Regions from separate parts of the Homo sapiens genome. Here region 1 is linked to region 2. A link is a contact called in ENCODE Hi-C or POLR2A ChIA-PET data. All regions are on one chromosome and are shown on one strand. The core of a region is the stretch at or near the end of the contact, and the rest is flanking DNA. Distances in the headings are between cores, read along the strand shown.

Region 1 (6,696 bases), core at 795-3,294, 340 kb after region 2:
ATCCTGAGATGCAGCTGGGCTGGGAGCCGCCACCTGGGTGGATCTGATTCCTGGATTTCCCCATCCTGGGGACAGGTGACCCATCCTGTTCTCCTCCTTAGGTCCATGTGAAATCTGAGGTCCTTGCTGTCAAGTTGTCACAAGAAATAAACTACGCAAAGAGCCTCTACTATGAACAGCAGCTTATGTTAAGACTCAGCGAAAACCGAGAGCAGCTGGAGCTGGACTCCTGAAGCCCCGCTGCTGAGATGGGCGCTCCCGACACAGCGCAGACCCACCAGGAGGAAAGAGGCCCAGCTCTCAGCTGACGATGGAGGCAGAACCGGAGTCGGGTTTGGGGAAGTTGTCAAGGAATGAGGGAAAGTAAATCCTCATGAGGAAAAGTACAAATGGAAATCGTATTAATTTGTGAGGCAGGGAGTTATTTTAGATTATGGGAAATAATTTTTAAAGGTATTGGTTAAATAACGTTTAAAAACATGTACTGAGATGAATCTAATTTTTAGATTGCCCTGTATTTTGTTAACATGTATATATGTACAACAGTGTGTTTGTAAATATATAGGAACGTTTCTGAACAGGGTCTGTGCTATGTGTAAAGGTTTGTTAACTGTAAAGTAATATAAAGTTATATTGGATCTTCTATTGCACTAATTCTAGATGTCTAATTCAGGATACTGTCTATAGAAAGGCATTCTTAAAAGTTAAAGAATGTTACGTCTTAGTTTTGGAGACTAAAGTATTCCCAGTAAAGTGGGTTGAGGTGAGGGCTGTGGTCCTGAAAGGGACGCCTTTGACATCGTGGCTGTCCAGTTGGGCTGTGAGCTGTGGCACCCAGGACTGGCGCTGGCCCTTCAGAAGGATCTAGGAGAGGGGCTTGGGAGCCCACTTTTAATTTCTCACCCCCATTTTACAAAGAGTGCTTAGATTCTTACAAATTATGATGTAAGTTATCCATTTGGCTTTTTCCTAACTAGTCTTACCAAACTTAGGGGGAAACCTGTGCTCCATTACCACATGGGTGCAAGTCAGCATTGTAAGTTTTCTCAGGTTATTATTATTAGAGAGGTTGGAAACATTGGTAAACTCTGTTGATTGAGAAGGAAAAAAAAAGTCCCATTGAACTGTTGCAACAAATCAGAAATCCACATAAAAGTGCTCTCCTGCCTGGGCAGCAACAACCAAGAACAAAGCCCCGGGACTGTTTTCTTTTTAATAAAGCCACAGGCAGGCATCGTAGCTCCACAGCCCGAGGGGACACAGGATGGAAACCCCAGGATGAGAAGGGAGCAGGGAGAGTTCCAGAAAGGGGGATGAAATAGGAGTATTAAAAAGCTGCGTTGGTAAGTTTTTCATGGAACCAAGATTTGACAAAGGCATCTCTTATCCTTGGTTTTAAATTCCTGCTGGGAGCAAGGCCTGGTATGAGCGCCCTGGGTCTTGTTTTTGGTGTTTCGCTTTTCTGTAAGGATTAAGCAGATAGGGAGAAGGGAAAAGGGGCCTCACTTTAGAATGAATGAGTCACCTTGTGATTTTTAAATTTTTATTTTAATAAAGCTAATCAATTTCTACAACCTTGTCACATGTAGCTGAGTCTGGGATGACTCAGTGGATCAGTGGATGCGTGGAAGGTTTTGGTGTTTATAACTCATGACCCAAATCCTTCCAAGACACAAATGAAGCTAATCTTCTTCCCCTCCCTTTCCTCTCCCACTTCCCCTCTGTGTCTGTGTCTGTGTGTGTGTGTGTGTGTGTGTGTGTGTGCGCGCGCGCGCGTGCATGCAGAGAGGAAGGAAGGGAGCTTTAGCACAAGTAGCTACATAGTGTTCAAGGATCAGCTTTCTTGAACTCCGAGGCTTGGTTGCCTTTGCTGAACTCCAAGTTAGTGGATTGCAGAATGGAAACTTGGCTTTTGCGGCACTGGGTGAGTTTTAGTTTGTGTGTGTCTTGCTGGGGGGTGGTGATGATTGTCTCAGCACTCACGCACTGCACAAGATGGCAGCAGGATACAGCACTGCACAAGATGGCAGCTCCTCTGCAGCTTCCTCCTCAGCCTCCCTCCTTGCACCCCCACAGGTTTGGCTTGTGGTTTTTGTCATCAGTAACCTACTGCCTGAGATCATGATCTCTTAAAAGATGAGACTCTCGGAAGGGTTGATTGTATGCGTCAGTGAGCCTTCTATCACCTTCTGGAACAAAGTCACTTGAAATCTCTTGATGAGATTAAGGAGTTTAGTGTTACTAAGAAAATCTGCTTTGGGCCGCAGCAGTGCTGGGTGTTCTCAGACCTGACTGAGGAAGTTAGCTGCGGGCTGCCCTGTGGGCTGGTGCTTCAGGAGGAATCCAGAGAAGTGTTCAGATGCCCCCCTTGGGCTCCTTTCTAATTTTAATCAGCTCTTTAAATAGCTGCCCATCTCCTGTGATTGCACAACCAAGCACTTTGACATTTGCACCTTAGGAGAGGCAGATGTTAAAATGGAATCCAAAGACCACCTAGGGCGGGGCTGGGTGGGAGATGGGAGGGCCAACTGCGAGCTGCTCCACTTCTCAGCTCTCCCCTGCCCTGCAGCCCTGGGCCAGACAAGGCCAGAAGGTTTCAGGGGCATTTGACATCCCCTCCTGGTTCTCACCAGGAAAACATCCAAAGCTTTGGAGGAAACAGGCCCTGCCCCTGGCTCCTTAAATGCCCCGTCTCTTTGTAAACTGATATTCAGCCAGCAATGCCTAAGACTTTGTTAAGATCATTTCTACTGCTTTTCTTTCTGCTTCAAACACACAGTTCGTCTCTGAGGAAAGTAAAATAAATGGAATAAGAGTAAATTGGGTAAGGAGATATCCAAAGCTACCCAGTCCCTTGACCCAGCACAGTTGGCCGACCCGTGTCACTCCCTGGCTGTCGCTGCTTCTCTGTGCTCACTGAAGGGTGAGCCAGGCCAGTGCTTCCCCAGCCCCTGGGCCTGGTCACTACACAGTGGAAAACAGACAAGCGGCCCCTTCCCCAAATCCCAAGAGTGTCTTGCTGCTTGGTGGGTGCTCATCGCAATGTTCTGAAGGCTCCAGGGCCACTTTGTTTGTAAGTATGATCTGGGCCTCAAAATACCATAGTAGCTGCTTGATAAAATTCTAAAAATATCTGGTTCTCTATTATGTAAACACTATTACAGTCACCAGTGTGTGAAGACTCTTGAGTCTGGTTCTCATATCAGAGTCATCATTTTTCTTCCTGTGGAATAAAATGCCTTGTGGACTTCCCAAACTTGTTCTTTTGTTTTCTTCTGGTCTCTTGGTGATCCACAGCTTCTAGAGCTATCACCAGTGACAAATACCAAACATAGTGTGATGTTCACAATAAAATGTGGCCTCTGCCCCCAGGCCTGGGGAAGCACCCCCACACCTTAACCAGTCTCAGCCTCCCAAGAGTAAGTAGTAGTCTCCGCGCTACACTGGCTGCTGATCAGTCCATTCTGAGGTTCCTGGTCCAAGCCCCAGCAGGACAGACGTCACACTTAGGGTTTAGGCAGCTGAAGAAGAAACAGCAAAGGAGGCCGGGCATGGTGACTCATGCCTGTAATCCCAGCACTTTGGGAGGCTGAGGCAGGCGGATCACAAGGTCAGGAGATTGAGACCATCCTGGCTAACATGATGAAACCTCATCTCTAACCCCGACTATATCGCCCCTCTCTATTCCATCCACTCCACCTCAAAATTAATAACCTTGTGTGTCGCCCAAATTTTCACCACGTTATATAATTATGTGTATAACTAAAACTACAAAAAATTAGCTGGGCATGGTGGTGGGCGCCTGTAGTCCCAGCTACTTGGGAGGCTGAGGCAGGAGAATCACTTGAACCCGGGAGGCGGAGGTTGCAGTGAGCCGAGATCACACCGCTGCACTCCAGCCTGGCACAACAGCCTGGCAACTCTGTCTCAACAACAACAACAACAACAACAAAACAGCAAAGGAGGCTCAGCAGGATCATCCAGAGATGGAGTGACACCAGGAGGGTATGGATCCTAGAAGCTGAGGCCAGAAAGGTTTCAAAGACTACCGAGGGCTGCTACTAAGTCAGGTGGGATTCGGACCAACAATTATCAGTGGACCTAGCAATGCTGAAGTCACTAGAGACCTTTCTAAGAGCTGTTTCAATGGAGCATTGGAGGTGAAAGCCGGGTTGGAGTAGATTCAAGAGGAAAATGGAAGGAGAGAAATAACAACAGCTCTCTACAGGAATCTGGCCATAAATGGAGAGAACTGACCGGAAATTCAAGAGGGCAGGGAAGGAATAAGGGAGAAGAGGGCCTGGCGGGCCAGGAAGATGGGTGGAGGTGGGGGAGCTTGAGATTCCATTGATTGCTCCTGATTTCTCACATCAGGCAAGAATGAATACAGGGCGGGAAGTGATGCTGATTTGGAGAGAGAGAAGGTGCACGTAGTCATGTAGGGTAACGGGAAAGGGAATAGGCCACAGAAGCATGGTATGTTTGCCGGGCGACATTAAGGACCCATTTGACGTTGATGACCGTGAATGTACAGTGGAATCGGGCAGCCTGGCTGTATTCTTGTCCGGCCACATGTAGCTGCACAGCTTCAGTGTTGTAGAACAGGCAAAGAACTGGCTTTAATCAAGAAATGTTCCCCTCACCTATTCAAGTACCTCATCCACCATTGCCCAGTTGAACTGGCCAAGAGCCAATCAGAACAAAATGTCAACAGAAATCCAAAAGCCTAGAGAAGGGAGGGGCTACGCTTTCCAAACCAAAGCACAGCTTCTGAAGACTATGCCCCTTCCAAGTGGGAGAGACAGTGGAAGGTGTGGTTAACAACCCCCACACGCGCACACAATTAGACTCTTTTCAGGGGTTCACAGATGCAGTGGGACAGTCAGTGTTTGACAGTGAACCAGCCAGGCACTCCAGGGCATGGGGATGTCATTGACATAGAAAGGGTATGTGTATGACGATCTTCCATTTCCTCAGCCAAATTCAGCAAGCCGTCTTGCAGGTATTGGTTGGCTGCAAACACAGCTTTCACCCCAGCTCTTTAGACCAAGAATGTGATTTCTAGCACCGTAAGAGATACTTGATGTTTGCTGTTCACTGGACACTGCATCCCAAGACCCTAATAACAGAAAGTGCTTCCTGAAAACACACCCAAGCATGTTCATTATTATTTAGAAGTTTGGATTAACCTGGAAGAGCACTTCTTCAGGAAATTGGAAGTGAGATTGCACTCGCATCTGCAAGGGTCTTGAAGATCATCCAAGTTGTGGCTCTCTGGCTGAGGGCATGATAAAAGCAATCATAAAGACCAAAGAAAGGGACTGTAAACCTAGCGCTTTAGGAAGCCAAGCCAGGAGGATCAAGACCAGCCTGGGCAACAGAGGGAGACCCTGTCTCTACAAAAAAAAAAAAAAAAAAAGGTCGGGCATGGTGATGGATGCCTGCAGTCCCAGCTTCTTGAGAGGCTGAGGCAAGAGGATCACTTAAGCCCAGGAGGTTAAGGCTGCAGTGAGTTATGACTGCACCACTGTACTCTAGCCTGGGTGACAGAGCAAGACTGTGTCAAAAAAAACTCACTGCTGAATAATCCTACTGACACTTTTTAAAAGTAGTCTTCCCTTTTTGCTCCCCCCACTATATCGCCCCTCTCTATTCCATCCACTCCACCTCAAAATTAATAACCTTGTGTGTCGCCCAAATTTTCACGACGTTATATAATTATGTATGGTTTCATAAGCAGATATACATATTCATAGATTCCTAACATTTGTGTTTACAAAAATGGAATCTATTAAACACTGTTCTGTGACTTGCTTTTTTTTCTCACTGTTCCCTCAGGCTGGTATCACTCTAGTTTATTCTCTGAAGTGCTGCATGTTCATTAATGATGTAAGTGTTCTATAATTTACTCACCTATTCCTGCTTCAATGGGCATTCACTTTGCTTTCCAGCTGCTTCCACCCTGCCCCGAAGATCAACACTGCAATAGATGCCCTCCTATGTATGCATTTACACGCCAGTTCTATTTCTGTGCAGTCCTTTCCCGGGAGCTGATTAGTTAGGAGGTATGTTCCGGACCACTTTCCCCCAGTGCTGGTAGGAATGTGAAGGGCAGCACCCATCTCTGCGCCTCTTACCTGTGTGATGGGTACGAAGTGATAGTTCATTGTTACTTTATCTTGCGTGTCCCCAGCAGCGAATTTGACCATCGTTTTGTTTGTTGGCATTTGGATTTACTGTTAGGAATGGCATTTGCTGAATTATAGCAAATGCCTTTCAGCATCTGTTATTATGAACAGTTTATTATTATACTGTTTCTTCTCCTTTAATTTTTGTTTAAGTAACATGTTGATAGATTTCCTGATATGGAACCACTCTTAATCCCTGGAATTAATGGATTCCACTTGGATAAAATGTGTTAGTTTGTTATTCTTTTGATACATTCCTGGCTCTTTTTGCTAATATTTTGAGTCTTGGCACTTTTTAAGTGAAAGGGGCCTATAATTTTCTTTTTTTCAGAGTAACCTTTTTTTTTTTTCTTTTGAGACAGGGTCTCACTCTGTTGCCCAGGCTGGAGGGCAGTGGCTCAGTCTTGGCTCACCGCAACCTTGAACTCCTGGGCTCAAGCGATCCTCCCACCTCTTCTTCCCATGGAGCTGGGGCTATAGGCGTGTGCCACCTTGCCTGGCTAATTTT
Region 2 (7,101 bases), core at 3,095-5,594:
CTGGGGTGGGAGATGTCAGGGGACCTCTGAGGGCTGTAGACTGAGCTGGGAAGTGAGGAGAGGCTCCAGGGAGTGTCTGGCCAAGAGCTCAGATTCTGCACATGCAGCCCCTGAGTTGAGGACCTGAGGGCCACAGTTCCATCTCTGCTTGAAGACTGTGTTGTCAACAAGGAGCAAATGGGGACTTTTCTGCGCTGTGGGGCTGGGAGTCTACCAGATGCATGGCTTGGGAGTCTGGGTTGGGTATACAGGGCCTAGGAGTGATTGGGCTGGACTGGGTTCCTGAGCCTTGACCCGGACATCCATGTACCCATTCATTCATTCATTCATTCATTCTCTCAAGTCTTCATCCCTTCATCGCCTCCTGCGTACCCTTCATCCTGTATTTGGTCCTTATTCACTTCAACTTTATCAAGCCCCCCGTTAGGTATCTCCTGGGCCAGAACATACAGGAGATGCACAAGAAGGGACTCAATCAAGGGAAATAGAGGGAACCAAGAGCAAGTCCCCCTACCCTCGGGTATCACACAGTTCAGCAGTGTGAGAGCTCCATGCTGAGAAGAGCCCCTTGGCTATGGAGAGGCCACCAAACCAGGTTTGAACCCGCTGTACCCCGTATTAGCTGGATAAGCATACCATAAAGCTTGCCCCCCACCTGGTGCAAGATAAAGTGTGTAAGTCATCTTTCCATAACCGCTAGTATCACAATTACTAAGAGAGGCGAGGGCCGTGTAAGCAACTAATACCGGAGTAAGTGTTATGCTAATAGTCTGTAGACGTACCATGTTATCCTGCCCAGCTTGCTGGGGTGTGGTCAAGGGTGGTTTCACAGGAGAGCACGAGTGGAGCTGTGACTGGAAGGACAAGTAGGTGATCACCAAACAAACAAAGAGGAAAACACACCTCAGGCAGAGGAACCTGCATGGACAAAAGCATGGAGGTGGGAACTCAGGGTTGCTCCGAATGCCCAGGGAGTTGGCCTGTAGAGCTGGGGTTCGTGGTGGGGCTCTGCCTGGTGGGCCAGCTGGGCCAGGACATGAAGGCCTCCAGTGTCTTGTGGAGGAGGCTGAAATCAGTTCTAAAGGCCATGGAGAGCCATGGGCTAGGTTGCTTCTCAACCTTGGCGTTCTGGACGTTTTGGGCTGGATAATTCTCTGTGGATGAGGCTGTCCTGAGCGTTGTGGGATGTTTGGCAGAATCCTGGCCTCTACCTGTGAGATGCCAGCAGCACCTCTCCCTGCCCCCTGCAGCTGCGACCACCCAAAATGTCTCCAGACATTGCCAAATGTGCTGGGGAGGGAGAGGGGGTAAAATGACCTCTGGGTTGAGAAATCCTGGGCTAGGAGAGTGGCATGAGTGGCTAATGCTTTGCAGGGCTGGGCCTGACCACTCCACGGAAAGGCAGATTCGGGGACAGAGCCTGAAGGCCAGAGCCTCATCGGGAGGCCCAGAGCATCATGGGTGGGAGATAGAGCCAGGGCTGGGCTGTGGGGCAGAAGGAGAGAGTCCAGGCCCTCCACACTGCCTCTGCTGTCCCTGAGTTTTACCATATTCCCCAGTGGCAGGTACAATATGGTGAGTGTCAAGATCAATCCCCCCCCCACCCACACTGAAGAAAAAGTCCCGGACCACGTGTGCAGGTCATGTGGAGAGACAAACTGGTTCAGCCAGAACTGGCCATCGCCACCTCCAGCCTAAATAAGATGTGGGGTTGGAGAAGCCAAGAGAGAGGATTTTGGGGAAGGAGTCACCATTGGGCTGAGTGCCCCCTGCTGCCCTTTGGAGCGGAGAGGGCACTTCCTCTTACCTTGGGCCAAGCAGGAGGGGATACGAGGGAGCCATCTGGGGGCTTCATATCCCAGGAGTTTAAGGACCATAACACAGGTGGAAGATTCTTGTCTATTTTGTCCACTGCTGAGTCCCCAGCACTCCAGGGCTGGCACACAGTAGGTGCTTAATAAAGGAGCCTGTGGCTGGATGGACCTGAGCCAGCATTGCTGGAGTGAGCCAGGGTGCACGGAGAGTTAGCTGGGCTGCTATTGGTGCGCAGCAAAGGGCAGGCAACCATGGACCCCAGCGAGGAGGCCAGCCTGACCATCTCCATCCCAAAGTGCTTCCTAGTAGGTAAGGCGGCCTCAGCAGGAGAAGCCAGGAGGACACCATCCTGTAGGAGCTGAAGGGGAGGTGGTGAATTGTGGCCAGCAGGAGGTGCAGGCATTTCAGGTGCTGGGGAGCTGTGGCCAGTGGAGTCAGTAAGAAGGTCTCCAAGAAACCTGCACTAGAGCCCCAGAGAGAATGAGCTGGAAACTGTCCCCAAAGTCCCCAGTGCCAGATGGGTGACAACTTTGGCTGCCATGGAACACTGTGCCCTTTCCTTCCCAAACCCTCACCCCTGGGCCTGACCCTGGAGTCAAGAACTGCACTTGGCAGAGTTCAGAGAGAAGTCGCCTGCTCTCAAGCCTGGGTCGGCCTGGAGAAGGGGAGAAGCCCCATGTTGCATAGAGATTAAGCTTGAATTCGTTCCCAGGATGGGACCTAAGCCTGGGAGGATCCCCACCTTCAGGAGGTGATGGTGCCATTCACTGGGATAGGGAAACTGGCAGGAGGAGCCGGTTGTTGAGGGTTGGGGGTGCAGACAGTCTGTTGGTCCCATTGGTCTTGAGGTGTGTGGGGGACAACTAGAGAGAACTATTGTCCCCTGCTTCCACGAGGTGACATCTCCCTCCTGCCTTCAGCTCTATTTTAGGGATCAAGGAGTCCTTGGAGCTGCTCCTAGGCATTCTCATAAGGGCCAGAAGAGCTCTGCATGTCTGTCCAGCGGCTCTGCAGAGTTAAGGCTGTGGGTCATACCAGCCACACCCTCAGCGTGGTCCATGTCACAGAAACATGTGGAAACCAGGTGATTTCCCAGCCTCCTGGTCAGGAGGTGGGGTTTTCCATCCCCAGGGAGTCACTTCCCAGTTTCTCACTCAGCACTCAGCACCTAGAAGCACCATCCTTGCAGGCTCCACTGTGGGGCTGGTGGCCGGGAGCAAGGGTCTCTGTACCTCTTCAGGCAGCCTGCAGTGAGGAAACAGGGAACAGAATAGCCTCCTGCCACCCAGCCCACCCCAACCCTTAGAAATGCCCTATGTGCTGGGGGCTAGGACCCCCGTAATCCAGGGCTGGAGGAATGTGCTCTGGCCCCGCAGGGCTGGCCCTGTATTAGGGCTGGCACTCAAAGTGGGGATGGGGGGACAGATTGCAGCTGGAATGGGTGCTCGGTCATGATGTAAATCCTGGGGAAGCCAGCTCTCCTGGGCCTGGTCTCAGCAGCCCCTCAGGGCCCTGCAGCTTCCCTGGTGACATTCTCTCCCAGCCTCTGTTCATCTGCCCCCTGCCTGGGCAGGAGACTTGAGCAGGGAAGTGCAGAGTCTTCTCCCTGTGAGAAGGCTGGATGCGTGTTTAAGGATAAATGAACACGCGAAGAGTAGTAACAACAGCCAAGATTTATAAATGCCTATTGTTATATATGTAGATACTTACTTAAGTATATATAAAGTACAGACTGCATTATGTATATTACATATCTTTAAATTTTTAGAATAGTCCTATGAGGTCAGTTCAGAGATCCAGACCCAGGTGGTCTGGCTCTAGAGTCTAAACAGGCCGAGTGCAGTGGCTCACACCTATAATCCCAGCACCTTGGGAGGCCAGAGGCGGGAAGATCACTTGAGGGTGGGAAGAACACGTGAGCTCAGGAGTTCGAGACCAGCCTGGACAACATGGCGAAACCCCATCTCTATAAAGAAATCAGCCTAGCATGGTGGCCCGAGCCTGTAGTCCCAGCTACTCGGGAGGCTGAGGTGGGAGGATCGCTTGAGCGCAGGAGTTGGAGGCTGCAGTGAGCTATGGGTGAAAGAGTGAGACCTTGTCTCAAAAAAAATTAAAAAATAAGAATTAAATATATTTAAAATAGAGTCTAAATAAGTGAATGATCTAGAATTCTCTTGGTTCCCCTAAAGCAGCTGTCAGCTTTGGGGGATGTTTTTCCAAATTAGTGCCTCACCCTCACGGGACAGGGAAGCCTGTGGGAGCTGGGAGGGCAGGTGGAGGCCGGGCAGGTGGAGGCCGGGCAGGTGGAGATGGTGATTCGAAGAGGAGGGGACGATAGGAGGAGGTTGAGGGGTCACCCGAGTGCTGGGAGTGACGCTGGAGGTATCGGCCCAGCGATGCTGGAGTGGTCGGGTCGGAGGCCCAGCAGCGTCTGGGGAGGGGCGTGGGGGAGGCGTGTCCAAGGCCGGCTGGCCCCGCCCCGCCCCGCCGCCTGGCCTCTGGCCCGCTGGGGCGCGGGCTTTCGCTTTCAGTCGAGGGCTAGCGAGCGCAGCGGAGCCTGGAGAGAAGGCGCTGGGCTGCGAGGGCGCGAGGGCGCGAGGGCAGGGGGCAACCGGACCCCGCCCGCACCCATGGCGCCCGTCGCCGTCTGGGCCGCGCTGGCCGTCGGACTGGAGCTCTGGGCTGCGGCGCACGCCTTGCCCGCCCAGGTGGGTGACTCGCGCGGCCCACGGGGGACAGCCGCCCCGCATGTCCACCCGGCTGGTGCGCAGCCTTCGGGTGCCCGGGCCGCGCTCTCCCGGGGCGCTGTCACGGGCTGGGAGGCTGGGAGTCCCAGTCGCCGCCCCCCATCCGCATCAGACACGCGCGCCTCTGGGGACCCGCTGGGGACTCCGGGCCCGGCACACGTGCGCTCGGGGCACAACTCTGGCCCCCGAAGCCCCTCTTACCCGCGTCGTGACAGGGGCGCACCCTGGTTCCTCCGCGAGCGCAGGCCGGGGCATTTGGGGCTGAGCAGCGGGTCCTGGGCAGACCCCCGCTAGACCCGGGACCCCTCTTCCCTCACCCCGGCGACTGCCGCGACAGCCCTTCCCTCCCACGCGGTGGAGAAGGGGCTGTGCCGGGGCGCTGCCCCACTGCCCACGCCGGGCACCCTCTTCAAAAGACTTCCTTTTCCTCTGGGCGACGGTTTTCCGATTTCTTAGAAATACCAGGGTCCTGTGTCTGAAGAGCAGGACCAGGTGTGTGTCAGGTCCACTGAGGGCACAGCTGGAGGGCGAGCTGCCTGTCTGCTTCCTCCGATGCGTCCGGGGGCTACTGCAGAGTCTGTTTTCTGCGGCCTCTGGGGACAGGGCAAGCGAGGGAGGTCTGGGCTGGTAATCGAGCAAGGCAAATGAAGTCTCCGGGGGCCGCAGGAAAATGGAGACAGCAGAAACCCTAGGGCTCCTATTCAATATGAACGTCACTCCCACAGTAGCAACGGGCGTACAAGGGACTGTGCACCCTTTGCCTGTTTTTGACTGTCTCCTGGTCTGGTAACATAGGATAACCCCATTTTTGTTTTACTGTCTCCATGGTTTGGTAAGATAAGATAAACCATTTTTTAGAGAAGGAAAACTGAGGCTCAGAGAACTTGTATTTCATGGAAGGGTCTGGGGGGAACTCTTCCTCCAAAGGGGGCCTCTCCTGCCTTCGGCCCCTGTGCCCTGAGGCTGCGGGGAAGGTGGGCGTTCATCCTTCCTCAGAGCCGCCCCTGATGGACACATGGCCCATCTGCCCCCATCTGACATCTTGACCGAGGAGGAAGGTGGGAGGTGGCACTGGCTTCTGTGGTGACATAAGGTGACTTGTTGATCTGAGGCCAGAGAGTCCAGTTCTTGTGGGTGGAAGATGGGGGCTGTCAGACTAGAATTGACTCACCGACAGTGGGTGTCAGGAGTGGGTCCTGGAGAACTGCCCCAGAGTAAGTCCTGGGTGGCCTTTGGGTCAGGAGAGTCCCCACTCTAGGGCCGAGTGTGAATGGGGACGACCGTGGTCCCCAGCTTGACTTTGGGGTCATGCCATATACTCTGGCCTCAGAGGGGGTCTTCCTGCCGCTGAGCTTGGGCCTGCCTGGGTGAACTCTGGGGTCATGTGAGCCCCTGGATGGGAGAGGGGTGTCAGGCACAGGGCTCAGCAGGACACCAGGCTGCAGTCCTGGAGTAGCTGGAGGAGGTTCCCTCCCACTTCCTTCCCTTCCTGACCAGCTCCTGCGGCAGCTCATATTCCCTCCTCCCTCATCCCTGCTCCCCACGACCCCACCCGGACTATTGCCGCAGCCTTGTAGCTGGTCTCCCGGCCCTGCCCCCTCTCCCGCTGATCCTTGGCAGAGAGACCCTTCTCAAGCATGAGGCACCTCTCTGTTTGCCTGGGGAGCCTCCTGTGGCTCCCAATGGTTGAGGCAGAAACTCCCCTGGAGATCCCAGGCCAGAGTAAGGTACCTGAACTCTTCCTCGCGCCTCCCTGCACATGTGCTCCCCCGCCTCTGTAGAACTGATGATGGTCATCGTGTGTGTCATTGTGCAAAAAGCATTGTCCGTGCCATCCCCTCTCCAAGGGACACTTCTTACCCCTATCCTTCAAGGCCTTCTGCAAATGCCATTCTCTCCAGGAAAGCCTTTCCGCATTCTCAGTTGGATTTGATCTTCTCTTCGAACTCCCAGGCCCTTTTGTTCCCTTTGAGGACAGATTGCATTCTGCTTTTTAATCTAGCTGTGTTTTATCCCCCTCAGTGGATGGAAGGTGTCTTCAGGGCCAGAACTGTGGGTTCCTCTTCCTTCTCATCAGTAGCATCGCCATAGCTCCTGATTTCTGAACACCCACTAAACACCAGGCACTGGGCTAGGTACTTTGTCACAAAATTTCACTGAAACCTCCCTTACAGCAACTCCCAAGAGGTGGGTGGTGCCGTTTGTCTTTAGAGATGTGGAAACTGAGGCGTTTCCCAGGATCACAGAGCTGGGGGCCGGGGAGCTGGGGGTGGGATTTGAATGCAGGTCTGCCTGATTCCCAAGCTCCTTTCACTGCACCCTCCCCGTGCCCGTATCTGCACTCATGCTCCCAGCCAGGCCCTCACACACAGTGGGTTCTCAGGATGGAAGTCAACTGAGCTGCAGAAGAAGCCCCCAGGAGACCTGAGCTAGCCATGGACGCAGCCGACTCACTGCCAGCAGGGCTTTTGCCCCGTTTAAAAGTCTTATTTGCCAGCTGGTATGGAAAACATCATTCATTCATTTAGCCATTTATTCA

What was found. Hi-C counts contacts between places; a loop is a spot of excess contacts on that map. ChIA-PET counts read pairs that join two places held with the same protein, here RNA polymerase II (POLR2A). Pooled maps may share reads with other maps.
Region 1: a pooled map shows a loop between it and region 2 (2.2-fold over the local background). The contact joins the enhancer-like site here to the promoter of TNFRSF1B in region 2. A Hi-C loop is called at or near these places in 8 of 50 pooled maps. POLR2A ChIA-PET finds 5 or more read pairs at or near these places in 3 of 52 experiments (activated CD4-positive, alpha-beta memory T cell, activated CD8-positive, alpha-beta memory T cell and activated naive CD4-positive, alpha-beta T cell).

The regions. Positions count from the first base shown.
Region 1 is chr1:12,508,792-12,515,487 of GRCh38, forward strand. VPS13D (vacuolar protein sorting 13 homolog D) reads left to right here. Exons shown (of 70, transcript NM_015378.4): 70 at 102-3,256. The coding sequence ends at 233. Among named protein-coding and RNA genes, the nearest start is that of SNORA59A, 4.9 kb to the left of the region's middle. RefSeq lists an enhancer at 1-119. Within about 2 kb of position 2,045, at least 17 of the 41 ENCODE cell types and tissues checked have a DNase peak (open chromatin) inside an H3K27ac peak, as active enhancers do.
Region 2 is chr1:12,162,647-12,169,747 of GRCh38, forward strand. It overlaps TNFRSF1B (TNF receptor superfamily member 1B), which reads left to right and starts at 4,345. Exons shown (of 10, transcript NM_001066.3): 1 at 4,345-4,523. The coding sequence starts at 4,446. MIR7846 (microRNA 7846) reads left to right here and starts at 4,297; the gene lies at 4,297-4,392. RefSeq lists enhancers at 425-524, 865-964, 4,771-5,412 and silencers at 4,181-4,490, 4,501-4,730.